Regions from separate parts of the Homo sapiens genome. Here region 1 is linked to region 2. A link is an interaction called in ENCODE POLR2A ChIA-PET data of the cell type or tissue named here. Cell type or tissue: HepG2. All regions are shown on one strand. Links, peaks and the distances in the headings refer to the core of each region. The heading gives the core; the rest is flanking DNA.

What was found. Peaks named below come from ENCODE experiments on the same cell type or tissue, not always from the same donor. Only the 100,000 strongest peaks of a DNase experiment are listed, where the experiment ranks them.
Region 1: POLR2A ChIA-PET joins it to region 2 with 5 read pairs; 2 of 35 experiments call an interaction of 5 or more read pairs at or near these places.

Annotation. Positions count from the first base shown.
Region 1 is chr1:8,619,613-8,627,007 of GRCh38, forward strand. It overlaps RERE (arginine-glutamic acid dipeptide repeats), which reads right to left. Exons shown (of 23, transcript NM_001042681.2): 3 at 4,698-4,768. Among named protein-coding and RNA genes, the nearest start is that of SNORD128, 130 kb to the left of the region's middle. In HepG2, for the core only: no CTCF peak of the experiment used is centred there; no DNase peak of the experiment used is centred there.
Region 2 is chr1:8,066,704-8,074,098 of GRCh38, forward strand. All of the region lies in intron 2 of ERRFI1-DT (ERRFI1 divergent transcript), which reads left to right. Among named protein-coding and RNA genes, the nearest start is that of ERRFI1-DT, 44 kb to the left of the region's middle. RefSeq lists enhancers at 1,174-1,673, 3,676-5,124. In HepG2, for the core only: no CTCF peak of the experiment used is centred there; a DNase peak (open chromatin) is centred at 3,798; H3K4me3 peaks cover 627 bases.

The DNA of each region.
Region 1 (7,395 bases), core at 726-5,725, 550 kb after region 2:
CTACAAGGAACTACTTACTATACAAGGAACTCCTCAGTGCTATACTGAATGAAAATTAGTGTCTCCATGACCTTGTTAGCATTCTCGGACTCCATGATTACTTCCAGATGGCAAATTATTTGTATTATACTTCTTAATGCCTGGGTTTCTATAAAAATATGATTTTATTGTTTTTCGTAAACAAACAAATCATTTCTTTTAGAACTAAAGTGAATGCCCTTCTTGTCAATCCTATTCAGAATGTTCTCCAAAGAAGACTGACATCCAATAATGCCACAAGTTGTCTGTCCACTTAGAATCTAAGATCACTGAGGGAATGAACAATATTTTATACTTCTTCAGTCTCCCTTTAGGTGCTGAGTTCCATAAAGAACACAAAGCAGGTATTCAGTAAATGCCTGTGGAAGTCCCTGATTATAGCTCAAAACATTTCTATTTGCACTCTGTGATATAATGCTCCTCAATGATATTGACTCATTCAGAACAAAACCCTAAAAGTAAGTAAGTCACATGGTGACCTATAAAAGCTATGGGAGGGCAGCAGAAGGGTTGGAGATATTAATCTAGGCTCTTTCCATTGCAATTCATGAAGAGCCACTCAAGCTAGCCAGGTGAGAGCTCTTTACTCAGAGCGAACAGGATAATCTAAGAATCCTGTGGGAAGAACATCAGTGCAGTGGGACCCAGGAGAGTCAAGGAAGAGACGGCTGTGCACACACTTCCCTTGGCAGTCTGCTGCTCTTCCCACAGCTTGCCTGTCCTCTGCTTTTCCCAGTTTCCTACCCTAGCAAGTGAGCTTGCCTATGCCAGCCCTAACCTTGCTCTTGTCATTCAGGTAATTCTTTTATTTTTAATTTTTACAGATATATTAGGGGTAATTCTTGAATTATCTATTCACCTTTCCCCTCTACTAACTGCCTCAGTCTCTCAGTTTCTCAACTCTAAATTCTAAAAATGAAATTTGGCTCAATTAATCTTTTCATGCCAGGCCACAAGGATCACAGACTGTCATTCCGTATTACTAGTCCTTCAAAAAGCTAAATAAAGACTTTGCCAGCTATTTTACTATTTAGTTCAGAAATCTACAGTGCGAAGCGACCTTTTTAATCAACAATACTTCTTTCTCCTGCTTCTAAGTACGTGCTGTCCCTAATTCTACCCTGCCTCTTCTGCTTGCCTGAGCTCCTGCTTTTGACTACTTCTTCCATAAATACTTTGGTCAGCGCATTCAAACAAAATCAGACCTCTCCATTTGTAAATAAGCCCAATCAAATGAATACTTCCTAAGAGAATGAAAGCTTCCTAATAGAATACATAATTCCTACCTTTAAAACCTCAGCTCAGTTAGGAACTTAATTGCTTGATACTATCATAGCCTCCACCTACCCTGTGGAAGTGTGGGCTCGAAATACACCTACCAGTGTAGGACGGTGGTGTCCCTATGTGTTTTGATGGTTGAATATTAATAAAGCAGAAGCCATGGATCTTATCCCCATAGGCAAGATAACCACACAACCTATCATCCACACTCAAGACATTTTTGAGAGTGAAAGGGGAGGCTGTTTAATAGTCTGGCAGGACAACAGACAGGGATCAGGACATAGAGGCAGCTGTGTTCTATACCACAGACTCGATTCTAAGGGAATGCAGCAGCAGAGTAGAGAAGACAACCCAGGTCCCCACATAAAATACAAAGACCCTTCTCCTTATCTCATAAAGAGCTATTTCATGAAATGTGACCCAAGGCCCTTGGTTCAATAAACTGCCATTATTCTAGCCTCGGTGACTGGCGGTAGATGTCTCCTCCTCCCCACGCCTCACCTCATTAGCTTTTGTTATCTTTAACATCGTAATCGTACCTACTAATGTGTATCATAACGGGCATTCACCCAGTTACTTTTACAGTGCCCAAACATCCTTTATACACAAAATTTCACCACGGCAAAGGGATTCTCATTTATAGTATAAACAATGAAACACATCTCTCAGTTATAACCCCAAACCAACTTTTTATTTTATGATTATTAAAAAGATAAAATACCTAATTACTCAACATTTCAAAGCCATCGGGTTTTTGTTTCTTTCATTGCTCCACTAGTCATGTTATTTGCTGGGAGCAAAATCAAATTCAATTTCTTCTTCTTCTTAAAATCTTGCAGAGAAACAAAGCTTATTTCCTTCTGCTCATCTTTTACCCTTATAGCTTCAGTAAACTGAAGGAGAAAAAAATCTTGATCATTCTCATCTGATTATCTTTTAATAAGTACAGAGAAGTAAGAAAATAAGAAAGTGGAAATAACTATATTTATTCCCAGAGCAAATATTTCATCATCTGTTGTTCTTACACAACAACTATGAGGATGTGCTGAATACAGAACCTCAAACAAAAACATGAGAAACAGCAGTGTGTGATTTAGAAAAAGGTATCTAAACATACTGCACCCTACTTCCCACACTGTTTTTGTAGACAGCTTTAATGTGTTGTATTAGACCAATACTGACAACAGAAGCTTTAGCTTTTATTGCTGTTAATACCCTGAGCAATTACCGTAACTCAGCAGGAACCTCTGCCCAGAACAGCAACTATCACATTGTAATCAGCATTTCATAAGAGATGCTGTTCAAACAGGAAGGCACCTGCTAATGTGCAAAAACTGTACAAAGGGGGCTCAAGATCTAATAGGTAAAATAAAAATATTTACAATTTTATTTCACAGCTATATATTTTTCACGGTGCACTGATGTTTGGTTTAGTAAAAATCACACAAAAAGACAATGGGCAGGAAAAGGGCAGTAGCAGCAGCCACTACCAAAACAAAACTCTTCAGGAATAAGGCTACACCCGTATTTCAGGTGTCAGTGCTGTATCTGTTTAAAAAAAAAAAAAAAAAAAAAAAAACACACTTTGGAAGGAAAGATATAATAAGTAGCAAAGACCTCTAAAAATGGTTTTTAAAAATTCATATAGACATAAAAACTGGATAGAAAGCATTTGATTTACAAGATTAAACTGCAAGGCCACCTTGCAATGCAACCAGGAAAGTTAAAAGCCGCTTATCAAGAATAGATCCATCTTAGAAGTAAATAGCACATTTGACTTCATCTTAAAACAGTAAGCATGCAATAACTTAAGCAATAACTTTTTAACAAAGAAAAATAAAATGTGATTTTTTTTTTTTCTTACTGAATATACTACTTTGGTACTTGGGCCATTAAAAATGATAAAAAACAAAGGAGATGCAGAGAAAGATCTTTTCAAACTACATTTCTTTAGACTGAAATATCACATACAACATATGTCAGAACACAAATATTGTCAAATTACAAAGGGTGTTGGAAATAAGAGCATTCACAGATAGTGATACACATCTCTACAAAGCTAAGGAATTACGAATTCTCTAGGCCTAAGAGCACAGACAGTGGTTCACAATCTTCAAAGTACTAGGATCCCTTGTAAGATCAAAATGTTTCAAAAGATTCCCAAATGATACTACTTCAGTAGTATTTCAAATACCAATTGTTTGAGGAAAATAACAAACAAACAGTGGTTCCCGGCTGGCATGGTAGCTCACGTTTGTAATCCCAGCACTTTGGGAGGCCAAAGCAGGCAAATCACTTGAGGTCAGAAGTTGGAGACCAGCCTGGCCAACATGGTGAAACCCTGTTCTCTGCTAAAAATACAAAAAAAATCAGCCGGTTGTACTGGCACGCACCTGTAATCCCAGCTACTCGGGAGGCTGAGGCAGGAGAATCACTTGTTTCCGGGAGGCAGAGGCTGCGGTGAGCCAAGACTGCACCACTGCACTCCAGCCTGGGTGACAGAGCAAGACTCTGTTTCAAACAACAACAATGACAAATAGTGGTTCTTAACTGTGTATTGCTTTTAAATAAGTGAAATTTTTAAAAATCATAAAAGCATACTGAAAACAGGCTGAAAAATCGTTGTCCAGACGTGTGAGATCAATTTATTTACATCAAGCTTAGCATGTTTATTTGCAGACCTCTGCCAAATCTCTGCAGACATCCAGGGATCCAAAGCCTAAAGTGTGAGAACCACTGGCCCTAAAAAAGCGATTTCATAATGAGGAACATCAACACTTATATATTCAGGAAGAATTTTTAATGAGAAAGTACAGTAGCTATGTCCTTACTTCTGCAACACATGCACTAAAACTGGAAAGAAAGTATAACAACTTTACCACGCCCAAGCCAGACTTCTTTCAACCGCTACCCCGGGAAACCCCCACAACAATTTCAACATCATATACTCCACACCTGCCGAAATATTGAAGGAAGTGACAGGTTTCCACTGGAAACTATTCTCTGACCCGTTTATATTATTTCCCCTACTCATCAATTTACTGAATTTACTTTACTTCAGGCTCTTAACAATGGCTGAGAAGAAACAAGCTACTTCAGAAATTCAAGGGACTATCTGAAATTGTCAAAAGTTACTAAAGGGATAAAAACTTCAGAAATATTGTTTACAATATAAGCATTATGAGAGTAAGTGTTACAAAGCTGAAAAGATGGAACTAGTAACCCTCATTTCAGTGCTACTGCCACGAGGCAGTTAGCACTCAAAAGGTGAACTGGTAACCACGTCAACAGCGATGGAGGAACAATAAGAGATAGCCAATGGAACTGGAAAAAGAGAGAATACAGAGCAGAGTGAACAGCACATTAAAAACGCTTACCAGTTTGAAGTCTTGAATGCTACAGATGAAATACGGTGTGTTTGGCCTCCGACTCTCGATATACACACAGTCTTTAAAAGAAAAAGAAATTTTAAAACAATGGCATTTACCTTTAAGGAACAAAGACAGGGCCCATAAAGCCACTGCATAAATAAATAAATGACAAAGCACATATCTTTTATTGTAAATTTTTTCCAAAAGATGATATTAAATTGCAAATATCTTTAGGCTAAAGGAAAACTGCCCTTTGGTTCTTTCTGATTATTTTTCTAATAATTTAAAGAATCTGATGAAGCCTAAATTATTTTCTTCAGAGTCCCTGAAGAAGAAGGGGAGGAGTCCAAGGGATTATCCATATTCAGATGAAGACATTTAGATAAAAGAAACCGCTTGCTCAAGATCACACATCAAGATGAAATCTTGAGTATCTTATTCAGATACATGTTCACATGTCTTCGAAAAAGAGAAACGGCTTTGCCACGTGCTACTATATTTGTAATAAATATTTTGTGAGGAAATAAATGAAATACGCAAAGATGACTAGCTTGAACATGCTATTACAATGACCTTTTCAACTAATCAAAAAGAGAAAGAAAACTAATCTCTTACAGACAATTTGCCATTACATTGTACCCTAAACACATTTTATTTTCTAACTGTAAACAAAAACAATGCCACTAATCAGAGATGGAATAAAGTAAACCAAATTGCATTTTCTTCAGGGAAGAAGGGTGCTTTCTTAAATTACATTTGACATGGCAGTGGTTGGAAAATAATTTTTGATGCTCTCAATGACTGGAGTGTAAAGCGTTGCTTTTGTTTGTTTGTTTGTTTGTTTTGTTTTGTTTTGTTTTGGCTGGTCTCCTCTCCAACTCCTGGGCTCAAGCAATCCTCCCACCTCAGCCACCCGAAGTGTCAGGATTACAGGCATGAGCCACCACGCTTGGCCAAGGTTGCTTTTTAAAATGCCATGTTAAGACACTTAAATAAAAAGCAATGATTTTAAGGAAAGCAGTGGCTATAGAGAGAGTTAACCTCCTCCTACCCCCATATCACAACCTAAGATCATCATAAAGCTTAGGTCAGGAAAGTCTACGTATTATTTACTGAAAAGTAAAGGCACAGTCAATGAAATCTAGGAATAGTGACCACAATGCCTCATTCATTCATTCATTTTGCATAGACAGGGCCTCACTATGTTGCCCAGGCTAGTCTCAAACTCTTGGGCTGAAGCTATCCCCCTGCCTCGGCCTCCCAAAGTGCTGTGATTACATGCATAAACCACCATGGCCAGCCCATAATGCCATTCATTTTATACTTCCTCTGGACCCTTCAGAATGAGTGTATCTTACAATAATTCAGATGCTTGACAACACTGGCAACTTCCTCTATTGTCTCATTTGTCTTATGTGTTGAGAGCGAAGAAAAAGCACAGAAGTAGCAATTGGGAGTCATCACAAACCCCAACAGACCAACTAAGATGATCAGGAAGAAAGTCCTCACAAATGAGTACATTCCAAGAAACTTTCTGCAGAACATCAGGATCTTTGTACCTACCCAAAAGGCACTCTAGAAAAAGAAGAAATCTCAATGCCAACTATTTAGGCATTCAGAATTCCCCAACTGATTTCTCTACTCAAAGATGGACTCAACAGAGATTTAATCCCTGAATCCACGTAAAACAGTAGCTCAGGAATGAACTGTTGACTAAGCTTTCCCTATCTTGTTCCAAGGTCCCAGATGCTAAATAACTGTGCTTCAGCATTCAGGCAACATCAACTTAACATGCTAATCATCTTAAGGGACAAGCAAGAGAATTCTTCCCACCACAGTAGATCATTCTTTCATACTCCTACCTTGGTATTCAAGTAAAAACAGAAGAAACTCAATTCCCTAGATAAAAACTGTAGCTCCAAATTACACAATTTTGGAACAACCCAAAGTTCTTAGTTTCCTGTGTTTCAGTCCCTGTTATACCCACTGCCAGCATTTCAGATCTCTAGTTATCAATTATTTACTCACCTTACTCAACTCAACATGCCCTCTCCTTTCTGTTGCTTCCTACATACCACATTTCATGACATTAACACCATCATAGCCTAGCTACTGACAGAGCAGGAGCATCACCATCTTGGACAAGCACCACCATTTTCAAGTTCCCCTTGATCAAAAACTGCCTAAATCCAACCCAAAGGGCATCAGCCTAATGGCTAATGACATCATGACCATAAACCACAAATGACATCTCCAACCACAAACATTCCAATCCTAAGATAAACCCCTCTCTGACCACAGACATGCCAGCCCAGAGATAACGTCCCCTCTGGCTGGAGAGATGTCAGCCCCAAAACATTCCAACCCCACAATAAACTTCTCCTCCACACAGAAACATTCCAAGCCTGTGATAAGCTCTCCTGCCCTAAATCCTTAAGTAATACTCTTGGTCTGTAATAGACAGTGCTCCTGACCAAAATCAGCCAGAAGCCCCTCTCCGGTTTATTCTCCAAAATGAGCCTGTCTTTGACTGTTAAGCCACTTTTCGCATTTCTTTCCTCATTCTTTAACTCTTACAGCTACTACTCACTGGCTTCAGAACTAATAGGTCCCTTTCTAATTAATTGCTTCTACCTTCTTAAGGCTCAAGTGACAAACTTACTGCATTCAATGGTCTGGTCTCACTCCACACCCCATCTTCCCC
Region 2 (7,395 bases), core at 773-5,772:
CCTCCTTCTTTCTTCTTCTTCTTCTTCTTTTTTTGAGATGGAGTCTCGCTCTGCTGCCCAGGTTGGAGTGCAGTGGTGCAATCTCAGCTCACTGCAACCTCTGCCTCCCAGGTTCAAGAGATTCTCCTGCCTCAGCCTCCCAAGTAGCTGAGATTACAGGCATGCACCACCACGCCCAGCTAATTTTTTTTTTTTTTTTTTTTTTTTGAGACAGAGTCTCACTCTGTTGCCTAGGCTGGAGTGCAATGGCTGGATCTCGGCTCACTGCAACCTCCACCTCCCAGGCTCAAGTGATTCTCATGCCTCAGCCTCCTGAGTAGCTGGGATTACAGATGTGCACCACTGTGCCCACATAATTTTTGTATTTTTAGTAGAGACGGTGTTTTACTCTGTTGGCCAGGCTGGTTTCAAACTCATGGCCTCAAGTGATCCACCCGCCTCGGCCTCCCAAAGTGCTGGGATTACAGGCGTGAGCCAGCACTCATGGCCCCTCTCTTGCTTCTAGTGAACCAAAATCCCAATGCATTTTAAATATTAATCTCGGTTACATGAGTTTTAATTACGATATTTGTATCTAATTATTGCATTTTAAAAACAGGGTTGCACAGCGGTTGAGGCCTCTGGCTCTGAATGCTGACTGCCTGGATTCTGGTTCTGCCTCTGGCATTTCCTATCTGGGTTATATGGGGAAATTACTTAAGCTGCCTGTACTTCAGCGTGCCGTCTGTCAAATGGGGATAATAATAGGGCCCACTTCATAGGGCTGAAGATTTAGTGAATCAATATATGTAAAGCTCTCGGCTGTGACAGTAAATAATATTTACTGAGCCCTTTATTCATCCCATGAGGAAGCCATTATGTAAATTGCATAGATTTTATTTGAGAAAATACTTTTTAAACTATTTTATTTATTGCTATATTCATCTGTGAAATAAATAATTGCATAATGTAAAATCAGTTGTAAGAAATTGCTAGTTATCCATAGTGTTTTTCCTCAGGAAAATGAAAAACTTCAAACAAAGGAATTTTATATTCTTTTTCTTTTTTGAGTTGGAGTCTCGTTCTGTTGTCCAGGCTGGGGTGCAGTGGTGCAATCTCGACTCAATGCAACCTCCTCCTCCTGGGTTCAAGCGATTCTCCTGCCTCAGACTCCCCATGCATCTAGGATTACACACGTGCGCCACCACACCCGGCTAATTTTTTGTATTTTTAGTAGAGACGGGGTTTCACCATGTTGGCCAGGCTGGTCACGAACTCTTGAACTCAAGTGATCCGCTTGCCTCGACCTCCCAAAGTGTTGGGATTACAGGCGTGAGCCACCGCGCCAGGCTGGAATTTTATATTCTTGGGCAGAAAAGTTTAATGTACTTCTTAGGTTTAGTAATTTTAGTCAGAGCCTTTACTGACTGGTAGATTACCTACAGTTTATTGAACTAATATATTCTGTTTCTGAAGAATGCAGCGCCTAGATTGCCTGCCTCATATTAACGTGCTTAGCAGAACTAGAAGTAACAATTAAACATTTCTGGTCGGGTGTGGTGGCTCAAGCCTGTAATCCCAGCACTTTCGGAGGCCGAGGCGGCGGATCACCTGAGGTTAGAGTAGAAGACCAGCCTGACCAACATGGCGAAACCCCGTCTCTACTAAAAATACAAAAATTAGCAGGGCGTGGTGGCGTGTGTCTGTAATCCCAGCTACTCGGGAGGCTGAGGCAGAAGAATCGCTTGAACCCAGGAGGCGGAGGTTGCAGTGAGCCAGGATCGGGCCACCGCATTCCAGACTGGGCGACAAGAGCGAGACTCCGTCACACACACAAACACACACACACACACACACACACACACACACACACACACACACACAAAGTCTGACACTTGGTTCCATGACCATACCAATCAGGGAATTGCAATTTATTTTCTCAGTTCTCCCGTGCATGGGTGATTCTAATTTTGATCATTATAAATGATGCTGAAATGAACAACTTTTCACCCCAAACTTATTGTACATCTTTAATTTTTTCCTTAGAAAAAATTGATCAAGGCAGAATGATCAGATCAAAGGAAATGATTGAATCTTTGGATACCAATTGCTAGCTTACCTTTCAAATAAGTTAAACTAATTTACACTCTGACCAACAGTGTTTCAGTGTTCATTTCGTCTATATTTTGCTATCAATGAGTGTTAATCTTTTTTTTAATCTTTCCTAACTTTATAGGCCAAGAAAAATGAAGGTGTATCATCCCGTTACTTGCACTTATTTAGTTTATTAGTTTTTAATAAAAGATTTATGCTTCAGATTCCACGATTTTTCTGATTACAAGATTGGTTTCTTTCTTTTTTTTTTTTGTTTTTTTTTTTTTGAGACAGAGTTTCACTCTTGTTGCCCAGGCTGGGGTGCAATGGCATGATCTCGGTTCACTGCAACTTCCACCTCCCAGGTTCAAGTGATTCTCCTGCCTCAGCCTCCCAAGTAGCAGGGACTACAGGCATGTGCCACCACGCCCGGCTAATTTTGTATTCTTAGTAAAGACGGGGTTTCACCATGTTGGCCAGGCTGGTCTCAAACTCCTGACCTCAGGTGATCCGCCTGCCTCCACCTCCCAAAGTGCTAGGATTACAGGCATGAGCCACTGCGTCTGGCCTGATTACAAGATTTTTAATAGCCAAAACTTTTTATATCTAATAAGTTTTAATTGCATGTATCAAGTATGATTAAGAAGAATCACAAGACCTTAAACTCCAGACAGTGAAGACATTATTATTATTATTATTATTATTTAACTTTTATTTTAGGTTCAAGGGATACATGGTCAGGTTTGTTACCTGGGTAAATTGTGTGTTGCTGAGGCTTGGTGTACGAATGATCCCATCACCCAGGTAGTGTGCATAGTACTGAAGGGGTAGATTTTTACCCCTTGCTCCTCTCCCCTCCTCCACCCTCTAGCAGTCCCGTGTCTATTGTTCCCATTTTTATGTCCATGTGTACTCAATACTTAGCTCCCACCTAGAAGTGAGAACATGCAGTCTTTGATGTTCCATTCCTGCATTGATTTGCTTAGGAAATGGCCTCCCGCTGCAGCCATGTTGCTTCAAAGGACATGATTTCATTCTTTTTTATGGCTGCATAGTATTCCATGGTGTATATGTACCATATTTTCTTTATCCAGTCCACTGTTGATGGGCATCTAGGTTGATTCTGGATCTTTGCTATTGTGAATAGTGCTGCAATGAACATACGAGTGCATGTGTCTTTTTTGTAGAATGACTTATTTTCCTTTGGGTATATACGCAGTAGCAGGATTGCTGAATCAAATGTTAGTTCTGTTTTACGTTCTTTGAGAAATCTCCAAACTGCTTTCCGCGGTGGCTGAACTAATTTACATTCACACCAACAGCATACAAGCATTCCCTTATCTCTGCAACCTCGCCAACAGCTGTTAGTTTTTGTCTTTTTATGTATAATTTTTTTTTTTTTGAGACAGAGTCTTTCTCTGTCACTCAGGCTGGAGTGCAGTGGTGCAATCATGGCTCACTGCAGCCTCAAACTCCTGGGCTCAAGCTATGTATTGTTTATATATACATACAGGTGAAAAAATGTGTGTGTGTGTGTACACACACATAGATTATTTGAATTTAAAATATATGGATAAACACATATATACATGTTTTAAATTCAGAAAACCTTGATGGTGTTTGAAGGTAGACTCCTGAGGACTTGAGGGAAGGAAGGGGTTAAACAAGGCACTGGGCAAGCGTGGGGCAGACTTCTCGTCAGGAAATCTGGTATTTCAGGTTGGACTGGACTTTGGAGATGGCTGCTCCTTTGTTCAAGTGAAAAAATGCTTTAGATCTGGCTGCGCTCTCAGATGTGACTTGTACAAAATGAATTCTAGACTTTTCTCGCATCAAGAAAGTGAAGTGGGGCCTTCCGGTAACTTGAACAGACTTTACCCCGGGAATCCCAGACAGCAGCATCTCCGATTCCCTAAAGTGTGCACAATTACAGCTGTGGCAACCGACCCTAGGAAGGCTCAGCACCACAGCGAACCCGAGAATATTGGGAATAAACTTGGAAATGTGGAGATAGGTTCAACAAACCTTTGGGTGTTCAGCTGTTTTTTTACACAAAGCCGTTTATTTAGTATTAGATTACTGTGAGATTTCACATTTTCTGTGAGAGGAATTCTTAAGTAACAGTGATAGTGAAGTTGCCAGGTTTACCTCCACATGATTTTGTTTTCTTAGTCTCTATATTTTGGGATTCATTTATTTATATTTCTCCAATGACCAGCACCTATCCTGTAGATTACTTCTTGCAGAAACTTTTTTTTTTTAGTTGCTTCATTTAACCTGTGACTAATTGGTTAAATAAAAACAACATGTACTCCTCGTATTTACAAGTACATTTCGTTCTGGGCCAGATAAAAAGGAGTAAATTACACTGTTCATTCCTGTCGTTTTTTATCCCTCCCTTTCCTTCAAAATTATAAACAAAATTTACATTAGAAAGTTCTTAATTGCTTAAATAGTGTTCCTAGTGTTTATTTAGGTTTATTTTACTCAATTTATTTTTTGAGATGGAGCCCCGCTCTGTCACCCAGGCTGGAGTGCAGTGGCGTGATCTTGGCTCACTGCAACCTCCATCCCCCCGGGCTCGAGCAATTCTTCTGCCTCAGCCTCCTGAGTAGTTGGGATTACAGGCGTGAGCCACCATGCCGAGCTAATTTTTTTTTTTTTTTTTTTTTTGTATTTTTAGCAGAGACAAGGTTGTGTCACATTGGCCAGGCTGGTCTTGAACTCCTGACCTCAGCTGATCCACCAGCCTCGGCCTCCCAAAGTGCTGGGATTACAGGCGTGAGCCACCGCATCCTGCCTACTTAGGTTTATTTTGAATTACATTGATTGGTTCCTTTAGGAATTTACCTACTAAGCACAAACTCACCTTTCATTCATGTGTGTATTATTCTGTAACTATTTTCAAATTCCATATTTGCATGTGTTCTCACTGGCCAGGTTATGACTTCTCAAGTCCTTCGGTTTATTCACAACTTAGAAAAGGGAGAAAGTAGGAGAAGGAACTGATTAGGAAGGAGATCAGTTCCAATGAGATTGGTAAACCTGGGATGTAAATGAAACAGCAAAGTTGTGATTTAATGGAAAGAGCGGTAGACCAGAAGTCCAAACACCTGGGTTCCAGGCTGGGCACTCTCCTTATTTGTTGTGCGAAATCGCACAATTTCAGTTTACCTCTCTGAGTCCTTGTTTTCTTCACTTGTGAAATGAGCATTATCAAACTTGTCTGGCCATTTCCATAGGATTGCTGTGAGAATCCAATGAGATGCTATATACAAAATCACTTTGTGAACTCCAAAGCTCTTATAAAGGTAGTCCCGAGTAGCTGGGACTACAGACACATGCCACCACGCCCAGCTAATTTTTGTAGTTTTAGTAGAGACGGGGTTTCTCCATGCTGTCCAGGCTGGTCTCAAACTCCTGACCTCAAGTGATCCACCCGCCTCGGCCTCCTGAAGTGCTGGGATTACAGGCATGAGCCACTGTGCCAGGCCTCTTGCTGTATTTTAATATCTCCTCTAAACCAGACTATAAGCTCCGCGAAGGCAGGGACACACCTCACCTGTCTACCTTGACACTCCTGGAACCTGCCAAGCTCAGTGTGCCTCACGTCGGAGAGGCCTGCTATGTGTTGGTCTAGGAGAGGTCTTGCCACCTAGCCAATATTACTCCATTCATTCAGCTATTGATCCTCTTCTCTGTGCAAGGCACTGCTCTGGGTGCTGGGACACAGCAGCGTATACACAGCCACAACTTCTTGGCCTTGTGGAGTTTACATTATAAATTAAGGAAAATGTGTAGTGTGAGATGTGAGAGGGAATTTTCTTCAACTTATATAGGTAGTAAAGAAATCGCACCTATCACCCCAAGGGAATGGAAATTAAATTGCCCTTTCATATAGAATTCTACATTGGCCACTTCCTGCTGCCACACAGCAGAATTCCATTTAATTCCATTTCTCCTGCAGCAGACAACAACTCAGGTTCCACTTTAGAACCAATTAAGTTTTCCCTGTCTGATGCTTGCTTCATTATACAGGAAACTTTTTGTTTTTTTTTTTTTGAGACAGAGTCTCACTGTATTGCCCAGGCTGGAATACAGTCACATGATCTTGGCTCACTGCAACTTCCGCTTCCTGGGCTCAAGTGATTCTCCTGCCTCAGCCTTCCAAGTAGCTGGGACTACAGGTGCGCACCACCACGCCTGGCTAATTTTTGTATTTTTTGTACTTTCACCATGTTGGTCAGGCTGGTCTTGAACTCCTGGCCTCAAGTGATCTGCCCACCTCAGCTTCCCAAAGTGCTGGGATTACAGGTGCAAGCCACTGTACCTGGCCAGGAAACTTACTTTTATAGTGAGCTTTTTGGAAAAAAAGTAAAATGTTTACTCTACATCTATTATACCTAACTAAAATTATATTCAGTACAATCTATCTGTTTATTGAGGTCTTGGCTCCTCATTTAGAACAGTAGTTGCTGTCCATCATTCACCAGTGAATGCATATTGAGGGCCTACTGTGTGCTAGTAGCTTTTCTAGACTGTTACAGCCATAGGTGTGAAATTGGGATTTCACAATTGGGATTTCGCATTGAGATTTTCACAGGTTTGGGAGTATTAGACCTTTTGACTCTGCACCAGCTTGCTCTGCATGAATAAGCTTTTTGAGTCCATGTACTATTGTTTTTTGTTTGTTTGTTTTTGTTTTGACACAGAGTCTTGCTCTGTCACCCAGGCTGGAGTGCATTGGCGTGATCTTGGCTTACTGCAACCTCCTTCTCCCAGGTTCAAGTGATTCTCCTGCCTCAGCCTCCCAAGGAGCTGAGATCACAGGCACGTGCCACCACGCCCGACTAATTTTTGTTTTTTTAGTAGAGATGGGGTTACACCATGTTGGCCAGGCTGTTCTTGAACTCCTGACCTCAAGTGATCCACCCACCTCGGCCTCCCAAAGGGCTGAGATTACAGGCGTGAGCTACTGCATCCAGCCAATGTACTATTTTTTAAATAAAAAACTTTCATTTCTCTTCTGAACAATGATCACTTATTCTCCTGTGTCTGCCTCTCTGTGTATGTAATATCTGGTGCATTAGCTTTGTCACTTCTAAGTTGACTACCAAAATATCTTTTTGTATTTTCTTTCCCTTTTTCTCAACAGAGTTCCAATTAGCTAAGATAATTACATATGTGATTCTTGGATAAGTGAGATATTATTAATTTCATATTTTCCTTTCTGTAGCTTTACACTACTCTGCCTGTCTCAATGTCCTAATCTTTATTTTGGTATGTCTAAAGTGAAGAAAGCTAAAGGGCTAGGGTGATGCT